Linked DNA regions of Homo sapiens: region 2 is linked to region 1. Evidence: chromatin contacts called from ENCODE POLR2A ChIA-PET data. All regions are on one chromosome and are shown on one strand. The core of a region is the stretch at or near the end of the contact, and the rest is flanking DNA. Distances in the headings are between cores, read along the strand shown.

The links. ChIA-PET counts read pairs that join two places held with the same protein, here RNA polymerase II (POLR2A).
Region 2: POLR2A ChIA-PET joins it to region 1 with 11 read pairs in naive thymus-derived CD4-positive, alpha-beta T cell. The contact joins the promoter of ABRAXAS2 here to the promoter of ENTPD7 in region 1. POLR2A ChIA-PET finds 5 or more read pairs at or near these places in 2 of 52 experiments (Panc1 and naive thymus-derived CD4-positive, alpha-beta T cell).

The regions. Positions count from the first base shown.
Region 1 is chr10:99,657,841-99,662,790 of GRCh38, reverse strand. ENTPD7 (ectonucleoside triphosphate diphosphohydrolase 7) reads right to left here and starts at 3,282. Exons shown (of 13, transcript NM_020354.5): 1 at 3,203-3,282; 2 at 2,827-2,929; 3 at 1,163-1,345. The coding sequence starts at 2,834. It also overlaps a transcript of SLC25A28 not described here. RefSeq lists silencers at 3,054-3,273, 3,394-3,603.
Region 2 is chr10:124,799,759-124,804,961 of GRCh38, reverse strand. It overlaps ABRAXAS2 (abraxas 2, BRISC complex subunit), which reads right to left and starts at 3,143. Exons shown (of 9, transcript NM_032182.4): 1 at 3,061-3,143. The coding sequence starts at 3,132. RefSeq lists a silencer at 2,868-2,947 and enhancers at 2,436-2,989, 3,048-3,317, 2,990-3,544.

The DNA.
Region 1 (4,950 bases), core at 2,033-4,532:
CTGGGGAGTAACAGTATGGAGATCTATCTGTCTTGCAGCTACCCAGGGCCACGCTTCTGTCTGCAAATTCCCTCAATAAATCAATGAATACCAACGAACAATTTGCCTGCCTCCTCCTTTGGTTTCTCCGTCCCTTCAGCATTCAAGGGTCACTTTGCTTATATGACCCTTTCAGGCAACAATATGGTTAAATACATAAGCCTTTTTTTCTTATATTGAAAATCTCTTCAAAAGACAATTGACTAACACAAAAATAATAACAATATATTGTGGAGCTTATAACATGTAGAAATAAAATACATGACAGTAGCAGAAAGACCAAGGGGAAGGGAGGAATGAAAGTATACTGTTGTTAGGTTCTTGTTCTAGATGTGAAGAGGAGTAATATTACTTGAAGGAAGATTGTGATAATTAAAGATGACACTATAAACTTTAAAGTAACCACTAAAAAAAGAAGAAGTTATATCTAATAAGCCAACATGAGAGATAAAATGGAAACATAAAAACTGTGCTCAACTGAAAAGAAGAGGGAAAAAGAGGAAAAAGAACAAGAACAAATGTGACAAATGAAAAACACATAGCAAGATTAAAACTAAACATACTAAATAATCAGATTAAATATAAATGGCCCGAACACCCCAATTAACTGCAGAGATAGTCAGATTGGATAAAAAAACAAGACCCAACCAAACACTGACTACAAGAAGCCCACTTATATAAAGACACCAATAGGCTAAAACTAAAACTATAGAAGAAATATCTGTCATGCTAATGTTAATCAAAAGAAAGTTGGAGTAGCTATATTAATACCAGACTAGTAGATTTCAGAGCAAAGTATATAATCAAGGATAAAGAAAATCATTTAATAATGATAAAGGGGTCCATTCATAAAGGTATAATACAGTCCTAAACATTTATACACACAATAAGTTTCAGCCCACCAAAACAAGAAAACACAAAGATGCCTTTCATGCAGTATCAGTATTCCTGTACCAAACTGCATATTGCCAAAATAGGGCTTAAAATCTTCTTTATGTAATAAATGGCATGCAATTTTACTAATAAAAGTACAGTATCACCCAAAAGGGTCAAAGTCAGTAGTGTGTTAAACAGCTTATGAAAATATTTATGACTTGAGTGCCAAAATCTAAAGCTGACTCACCTTTCGTATTGCCTATCTCGTGGTAATGAAGCACTCCAATGTCGAAAGTCTATGATTAACATAAGTAAAAGGAGACAGGATATGAAGAAGAGTCCCAGGAATGCCACCCGCTGACGGAGAAATGGACTCACTGTGGGCACAGTGAAGTACCAGGAGGCTGGGCAGAGGTAGGAAAAACTGATCCTGAAATTAGACAAACATTAGTAAGTCTGAAACATTTCTACAACTGAGTGCTTAAATATCGTTTTAAAATTGGATAAAACCCTCCTAATAAAGGCAAAAATCCATGCCAACAGAAGTCTAAATGTTCTTGTCATCTCTAATTTTAGAAGAAGCTCATGGTGCTTCTACTATATATATCAGAAAAGCCTTATCTGCCCTTTTTCCAAACTGCACTTTGAGTGCAATTCAAAGACTTAATCTCATGTTAGTGAAAAGATCACCAGTCTCCCTGGGCAACCTCATAACATTGGAGAATCAGAGCAACTACAGTATTCCCAACCAAGAATTCTGTCAAGAAACAGGATGGTCAGAAAATTTATTTAACTGATTTTAAAAATGTTTTACCAGATTATACAAGCACATAGTAAAAGACAAATCAGTTTAAAAGGATATATTGTATAGTGAAAAGTGATTCTTGCCCTGACCCCACAATCTCTCAGAGGCAAACATTACTACCCAGTTGCTGTGTAATTTTTTTTTTTTTTGAGATGGAGTCTTGCTCTGTTGCCCAGGCTGGAGTGTAGTAGCGCAATCTCAGCTCACTGCAACCTCCACCTCCTGGGTTCAAGCGATTCTTCTCCCTCAGCCTCCCCAGTAGCTGGGATTACAGGTGACTGCCACCACACCCGGCTAATTTTCGTATTTTTAGTAGAGACCGGGTTTCTACTTGGCCAGGCTGGTCCTGAACTCCTGACCTCAGGTGATCTGCCTGCCTTGGCCTCCCAAAGTGCTGGGATTACAGGCGTGAGCTACTGCACCTGGCCGTTGCTGTGTATCTTTCCAGGGATATTCTACGGATACACAAGCATAAATATACACCAATATATTTACAGTAATATATCTCTGTGTGTGTGTGTGTGTGTGTGTGTGTGTGTGTGTGCGTATCCATTCCCTCGGTTTTACACAAATGGTAGTCCACCATACCTGCTGTTCTGCATCTTTCCCCCACTTTATTTTATAACTTTCCCTTATTGGTGCATGTAGATCCACATTAATATTTTTTAAAAGCTTCAGGTTATTATAATGTATGGATAAGTGTATTCATCTGTGAAGTTCACTTTGTATATTGATTCAAAAGGACCTCGGTCTGTCTGCTTTTAAAGTTCACTGCAAACAAAAAACAAAAAAACTTCTTTGTTTAACCTCCTCAAGTGGCACCTAGCCTTGCTCAGATGCGAATCTGAATCAATGTTACAACCTTGCACTTTACAGAGCTGAGCAAGCCGACTCACTCTACCACTCCTGGTCTATGGGCTAGAAACTATTATTTATCAGCCCTCGAAATAATACAACTTTGATCGTCTCTGCATCCAACTAACCAGAATACAAAGTCCAAGTGCAGCTCCAGGGCAAACCTCACTTGGGACAGCCTCCCAGGGCCCCCCAACCTGCCTGCCATCCTCTGCCGTGCTCCCAGCCGGAGGGAAAGTGTGCAGCCTTACCTAGCCATGGGTTCCCTTCGGTGGTCTCAACGCCTGTCACCTTCTTTTTCTTTTGCCCTGAGAAGGTGGCCTCCTTGTCCCAGGCATCTCCTACGTCTGCAGCCTAGAAAGATTTGATTTCAGGCTTCTGTCCGACTGAGCCCACGAGACAAACCTGCACGGGAATTCCACGGCTCCCACCTCCTCCCCAGGCTCCCGCTCCGTCTGCTCTGGTTCCTCAGGCCCAGGGGACCCTACCCGGGCATCCTGGGAGCGGGGCGTTCTCGTGGGCCAGCTCTGTCCTCTAGGAACCGGTCGTCCCCAGGTGGCGGGGTGTGGGTCCCGCTTCCTCTCCCCGTCCCTCCGGGTCCCACAGCCCTCTCGCGCCCACACTCACGGGATCAAGCGGCCCGCCGGTTCCTTCGGCACCTCTCGGTTCAGTCCCGAGCTGCTCCCCGCGGCCCCTTGCCCAGCCGGAAGGAGGGCCCGGCCGGCGGCGGCGCCACGTCCCCAAGGAAACCGCAGGGAGCCAATGACTGACAGAAGACTCACGGAGGGGCCGGCTCTCCACGAGCCGAACCGGGGGCGAACCAGCTCGGTCAGCAGCACGTCCGTCCGCCAGGGTGGCCAATCCCCTAGAGCGCTCGGCCTCTGATGCCCGCCCCGGGACTTTGAGCCGCGCCCAATCGGAAAGGCGTCGTACCGAGGCTCCGCCTGCAGGGCCCGCGGAGAGCTCACAGGTGAGTGGCGCTGGGCGGCCCTGTGCCCGCTTCCCTCCCTGGGGCGCGAACTCTCGGCTGGTTGCTTTCTCCACGGCCGCTCCTGGGACAGAGTAGCTCCGGTAGGTGGGTTCAGGGTGTTCGCGACCGAAGCGCATCCCTTGCCCATAACCTATTGTTGGTTTTGTGCCCACTGACCCTCCCTACCAGAATGGCAGTTCTCTCACCTTAAACCTTCCCTATCACCTCCCAAACTGATGCCCCGACCTCACTGTCTTGCCCCGTGAGAAAACAGAAATCGAAGACAATGACGTTTACACCAAAGTGCTTATGTCCATTCATTCATTCATTGAATGTCTGCTTATGCCAGTCATCATGAATTTCTGTGTCGCCGCCCTCCTTGACCTTACAGTAACACAAAGGAAACGACGCGCGCGCGTGGGTGTGTGTGTGTTTCTTTCTTGCTTACACCAGCCGTTATCTCATTTCCAGGAGGACGGCATAAAGTCCAAGCTCTTTCCAACGTGGCACATCCATTGCGCCCCACGATCCGCCCTACCGCCGTCCTCTGCCGCTACTTGCCTTCCTTACCACGCTCCAGCAACGCGTCCTGTTTTGCTCATTCTGCCCCTCCACCTGCCTTGAATAACCGTCCCAGCCTCTTAGCCAAATCACCTCCTACTCATCCCTTACCACCCATCTTAAGGGTCGCCTTCCCCTAAAAGCCCTACTTGACCTACTACACCTTTTTTATACATGCCTATTGTTTCACTTAGCACGTTGAATTACTATTATACGTATATGTCTGTCTGTCTGTCCCACTAGACAGAATATCCTTGAAGGCAGGGACTATTTGCTTCCACATATTCCCAATACTGGCCACTGCCTGGCAGATAAAACACAACTAATGTATAATTAATAAGCAAATGAATGAATGGGGGGGATCGGGGAGGAAGACCACCCAAATGCTTTATTTATTCAAAGCTTACTATGACAAGGGAGTCAGTCACCATCACTTGCATTTGGCCGACTCAAAGCCTGTCAGGACATTAGGAAAACTACTTACTTACTTAATTACCTACAGGGTCTCACTCTGTTGTCATCCAGGCTGGAGTGCAGTGGTGCGATCGTGGTTCACTGCAGCCTCGACCTCCTGAGCAAGCGATCCTCCCACCTCAACCTCCTGAGTAGCTGGCTCTACAGGCACGTGCCACCATGCCCAGCTTATTTTTTTTTAATTCTTTGTAGAGATGGAGTCTCACTATGTTGTCCAGGCTGGTCTTGAACTCCTGGGCTCAAGCAGTCTTCCTGTCTCAGCCTCCCAAAGTGCTGGGATTACAGGGATGAGCAGCTGCACCTGGCCAGGAAAGCTTAGTAGTGAACAAAAAGGGAAGGTTTCATGTATACTCTGACTTGAGGGTATTAG
Region 2 (5,203 bases), core at 1,894-4,393, about 25 Mb before region 1:
TGGGTGGACTGCCTGAGGTCAGGAGTTTGAGACCAGCCTGGCCAACATGGAGAAACCCCGTCTCTACTAAAAATATAAAAACTAGATGGGTGTGGTGGTGCGCACCTGTAATCCCAGCTACTAGAGTGGCTGAGGCAGAAGAATCGCTTGAACCCAGGAGACAGAGGTTGCAGTGAGCCAAGATTGTGCCACGGCACTCAAGCCTGGGTGACAGAGCAAGACTCTGTCTCAAAAAAAAAAAAAAGAAAGAAAAAAAGAAATATATATATTCCCTTAAAAAAAAAAAACTCTCTGAGATCCAAAGGAGTGTCCATGACTACTAATTTGAGAAACACTGCCTAAATCAGCTTGTTTTACCCTAAGAAAATCTTTCAGTTATGAATTCTCACCATAAAAGCAGTTTTGTCTTGTCACAAGCAAAAGACAAACAAAACAAATACCCACTTTCAAAAAATCAAAGTGAAAAAATAATTTCATATTCACACAGAACTTTAGACTTAAGAACATAGCTAGATTCCTAGTATTCTACAGCACTGGGTTGCTGGATTTAGCAAAAGATACAAGACACACAATAAAATTTTAATTTCAGATAACAAATAATTATTTTGTAAGTTTTGGGATATACTTATACTATAAATAAATTGCTATTTATCTAAAATTCAAATTAACTGAGTGTGCTGTATTTCATCTGGTAACCCTACAACAGTCTTCCATTTGTGGAATAATGATATAACTCAACAGTGACATCAAGAAATTCTAGGTCAGATGCGGTGGGTCACGCCTGTAATCTCAACACTTTAAGAGGCCAAAAACGGAAGATCGCTTAAGGCCAGGAGTTTGAGATCAGCCTGGGCCACATAGCAAGACCTTGTCTGTAATTTTTTTTTTAAAAGGACATTCTAAAGCCAAGTACAAGTGGAATGTTTATACATCTACTGGTCTGGATTATCTGAGCCAATGTTCCTTTATAGTAGGAGTTGGCAAACTATGGCATGGGGACTAATTCCAGCCTAATGCTTATTAATGTACGGCCTGTAAGCTAAAAATGGTTTCTATGTTATTTTATTATTATTATTTTTGTAGCCCAGGCTGGAGTGCAATGGCGCGATCTCGACTCACCACAACCTTTGCCTCCCGGGTTCAAGCGATTTTCCTGCCTCAGCCTCCCTAGTAGCTGGGATTACAGGCATGTGCCACCACGCCTGGCTAATTTTATATTTTCAGTAGAGACGGGGTTTCTCCTTGTTGGTCAGGCTGGTCTTGAACTCCTGACCTCAGGTGATCTGCCCGCCTCAGCCTCCCAAAGTGCTGGGATTACAGGCATGAGCTACCGTGTCCAGCTAATAAGAGTCACTTGAATCTTTTATTGTCTATAGATGCTTTCTCCCAATAATAGCAGAGTTGAATAGTTGCTATAGAGACCATATGGCTTACAAAGCCTACAAAGTTTACTATCTGGCCCTGTACAGAAAAGTATGGTAGCCCCAGGTCTACAAATGAGTGGTTTTAAATTAATTTCTTGACTGGACAAAATAAGTATGTACTACAAAAGTAAATTGTTGGTTCTTCAACCTTAAAATTGAAATTATTTTCAAGGATTCCACATCTATAATTGTGGCAAAGTTAATATAAACAGGCATGGTCATATAAAACACAGTTGCAAACTATTGGCATTGGTGAAAATTTCTATGAAGTCAAGCACCACGCCTTGCAGAGTAGATATTAAGGGATATCTCTTGAATTAATTTTTTTCAACAGGTAGCTGCTTGTTCTTACAGTAATCTTGCCATATACATAAACTGTGATATTAGTAGGCATTCAAGAAATAAAGGACCCATTTTTAATAGTCCATGGACACTAGGGGTATCACAAACCCTTACATATGGAACTATATTACATTATTAAATAGCTGGTTGTAGTACCCTAGGCCATAGTCTTCAAAGCTGCTTCTGGAAAAACCCATGATGTATATATTCCTATTCCTATCATTAAGTTCTACCATCAACACTGAAGAGATGAAAGGTACAATAATTTAATTGCATTCAATTTACTAATGGAATCACCTCCCTGTGAAATCAGTTTTTATTAATGGAAGCTAAGATTGCTGACATCAAACCAAATGCAGTTCCTCCTTCTGCAGTGTACCATTTTGCTTTGTAATGACAACCAAAAACCCCACACATAGGTTTAATGAGTTTGAATCATTCACTATTAACATCACTTAAAATAATCCCCCAATTTGGTGGCCAAATTATATACCTCCTTTAAGAGAGAAGTGATCTAGTTTCACAAAGCATTTCCAATCAGAGGCCAATGACGTTAAAAGACAATTTGTAAAATAAAGACACTGAAACAGACAGGATCTGCTCCTCCTGTGGGCTCACAGCCTATGCATTTCCCATCACTCAGTAGTGGGCCTGTCACTTCCCTATTTCACTGTGACTAGTGAAAGAACTAGTCACAAAGAACTAAACACGCAACTTCAAGGAAATACAAAATAGACCCTGCACCGAACGCTCCTGTATACATTCTCCATTTTGCATCAGGGCGAAGAAAACACACAACCGTGTCTAACAAGTATCAGTAGTGACAGCCACGGTTTCACTCGCAGCACCCCCACGACAACCTGCGAGACCGGCGGGCGGGGCTGAGTACCTCGCCTACTGGACTAAACGCCCGGCCTTTAGATTCCTTCCCGACCCCGTGCGCCCCTCTTAAGTCTAGAAGCCTGACTTTCAGGGAGGGGCAGGCGCTCGGTTTCCACCGAGCGACTCCTGACACTGCAGGAGGCCAGGTGGGACAGTTTTGCTGCACGGGAGACGGCTGTGCCGGGACGGCCGAGCGGCTGAGAGCGCGAAGCCAGGGGGCCTGTCCCAGGGGCGAAGGAGCCCCCAGAGGCAAGAGCTCACCGGGGGCGGGAGCCGCCCGGGTCACCAGCTCCTCCGGCCGGCCCTGGTGCCCAGGGGGCGAGCCGCATGAGGTCCCGGCTTGGCCGCGAGCGCCGGCCTGAGACAGAGGCTGAAAGCCCCCAGCGGGCGCGGCAGGGGGCCCGGCACCTACGTGGTCCGCGTTGCTGTTGGCGCTGTGGAAACACACAGCACTGAAGGTGTAGCCCGAAATGGACGCCGCCATGATGGAAATCTCCAGCTACCCCATCATGCCCCGCGGAGGGCACACGGCCTTCCGGACGGCCCGACCCCTTGGCATCATGGGAAGTGGAGTCTGCGGCGGGCAGCGGCCGAGGGCCCTGAGCGCTCACAGTCTTGAAGGCTGAGGAACGCCGGTTTTTGCGATCGGAAGGACCCCGGCACCGTATCCTCCGCAGGGGTGTCGCTCCCGACACGCCTCAGACAGCGGTTGATAGTTCCGCAAACAGTTCTTTCCCTTTGCAAGTGAAACCTTAGTATTAAAAGACAACATTCTAGCCGGGCGCAGTGGCTCACGCCTGTAATCCCAGCACTTTGGGAGGCCGAGGCGGGCGGATCACCTGAGGTCAGGAGTTCGAGACCAGCCTGACCAACATGGAGAAACCCTGTCTATATTGAAAATACAAAAACTAGCCGGGCGTGGTGGCACATGCCTGTAATCTCAGCTACTCGGGAGGCTGAGGGAGGGGAATGGCTTGAACCCGGGAGGCGGAGGTTGCGGTGAGTCGAGATCGTGCCATTGCACTCCAGCCTGGGCAGCAAGAGCGAAGCTTCGTCTCAAAAAAAAAAAAAAAAAAAAAAAAAAAAGGCCAACATTTAGGCTGAGCGTGGTGGCTCGCGCCTGTAATCCCAGCACTTTGGGAGGCCGAGGTGGGCGGATCACGAGGTCAGGAGTTTGAGACCATCCTGGCTTACACGGTGAAACCCCGTCTCTACTAAAAATACAAAAAATTAGCCGGACGTGGTGGCGGGCTCCTGTAGTCCCAGCTACTCAGGAGGCTGAGGCAGGAGAATGGCGTGAACCTGGAAGGCGGAGCTTGCAGTGAGCCGAGATCGCGCCACTGCACTCCAGCCTGGGTGACAGACCAAGACTCCGTCTCAAAAACAAAACAAAACAAAAAGCCAACATTTGAGGCCGGGCGCGGTGGCTCATGCCTGTAATCCCAGCACTTTGGGAGGGGGGGGCGTGTGTGGGGAGTGTTAACCTGAGGTCAGGAGTGTTATGCGCGTTTGTGTGAAGAGACCACCAAACAGGCTTTGTGTGAGCAACAAGGCTGTTTATTTCAACTGGGTGCAGGCGGGCTGAGTCCGAAAAGAGAGTCAGCAAGGGAGATAGGGGTGGGGCCGATTTATAGGATTTGGGTAGGTAGTGGAAAATTACAGTCAAAGGGGGTTGTTCTCTGGTGGGAAGGGGCGGGGGTTACAAGGTGCTCAGTCGGGGAGCTTCTAAGCCAGGAGAAGGAATTTCACAAGGTAATGTCATCAGTTAAGGCAGGAACCGGTCATTTTCACTTCTTTTGTGATTCTTCAGTTACTTCAGGCCATCTGGATGTATACGTGCAGGCCACAGGGGATATGATGGCTTAGCTTGGGCTCAGAGGCCTGACAAGGAGTTCAAGACCAGCCTGGCCAACATGGTGAGACCCTGCCCACTCCCCTCTGCCCATCTCTATTGAAAATACAAAAACTAGCCGGGCATTCTGGTGCATGCCTGTAATCTCAGCTACTCAGGAGGCTGAGGCATGAGAATCGCTTGAACCCGGGAGACAGAGATTGCAGTGAGCCGAGATTGTGCCACTGCGCTCTGGCTCTGTCTCAAAGAAAAAAAAAAGGAAAAGAAAAAAGGCAACATTTACAAGCTCAAGGATGAAAGGATGGAGGAAATTCAGGCAAATAAACAGTTTGGTATAGTAGTGACATAATTTGATAACAGATAACACAATCACTTTGGCTGCAGAGTTGAGACTGTAGCGTCTTGGGGTGGGAGGGAAGTGAAACGGTGGTTCAAGTCACCATCATCTCTCTCTCTCAGAATTTTGTATCCTCTTACTCAGGGAGTCCGAACTGGTGGCAGTTTTGCCTCCCAAAATGGCATGTGGCAATGTTTGGAAACATTATCAGATATCATAATTCGGTGTCAGGTGCCACTGGCATCTGGTGGGTGGGTAGAGGCCAGAGAAGTGGCTAAACGTCTTACAGTGCACAACAACAGGCCCACAATGAAGAATTATCATCAGTGGTGACAAGGCTGAGAAACCCAGTGTTCCTGCTTCAGC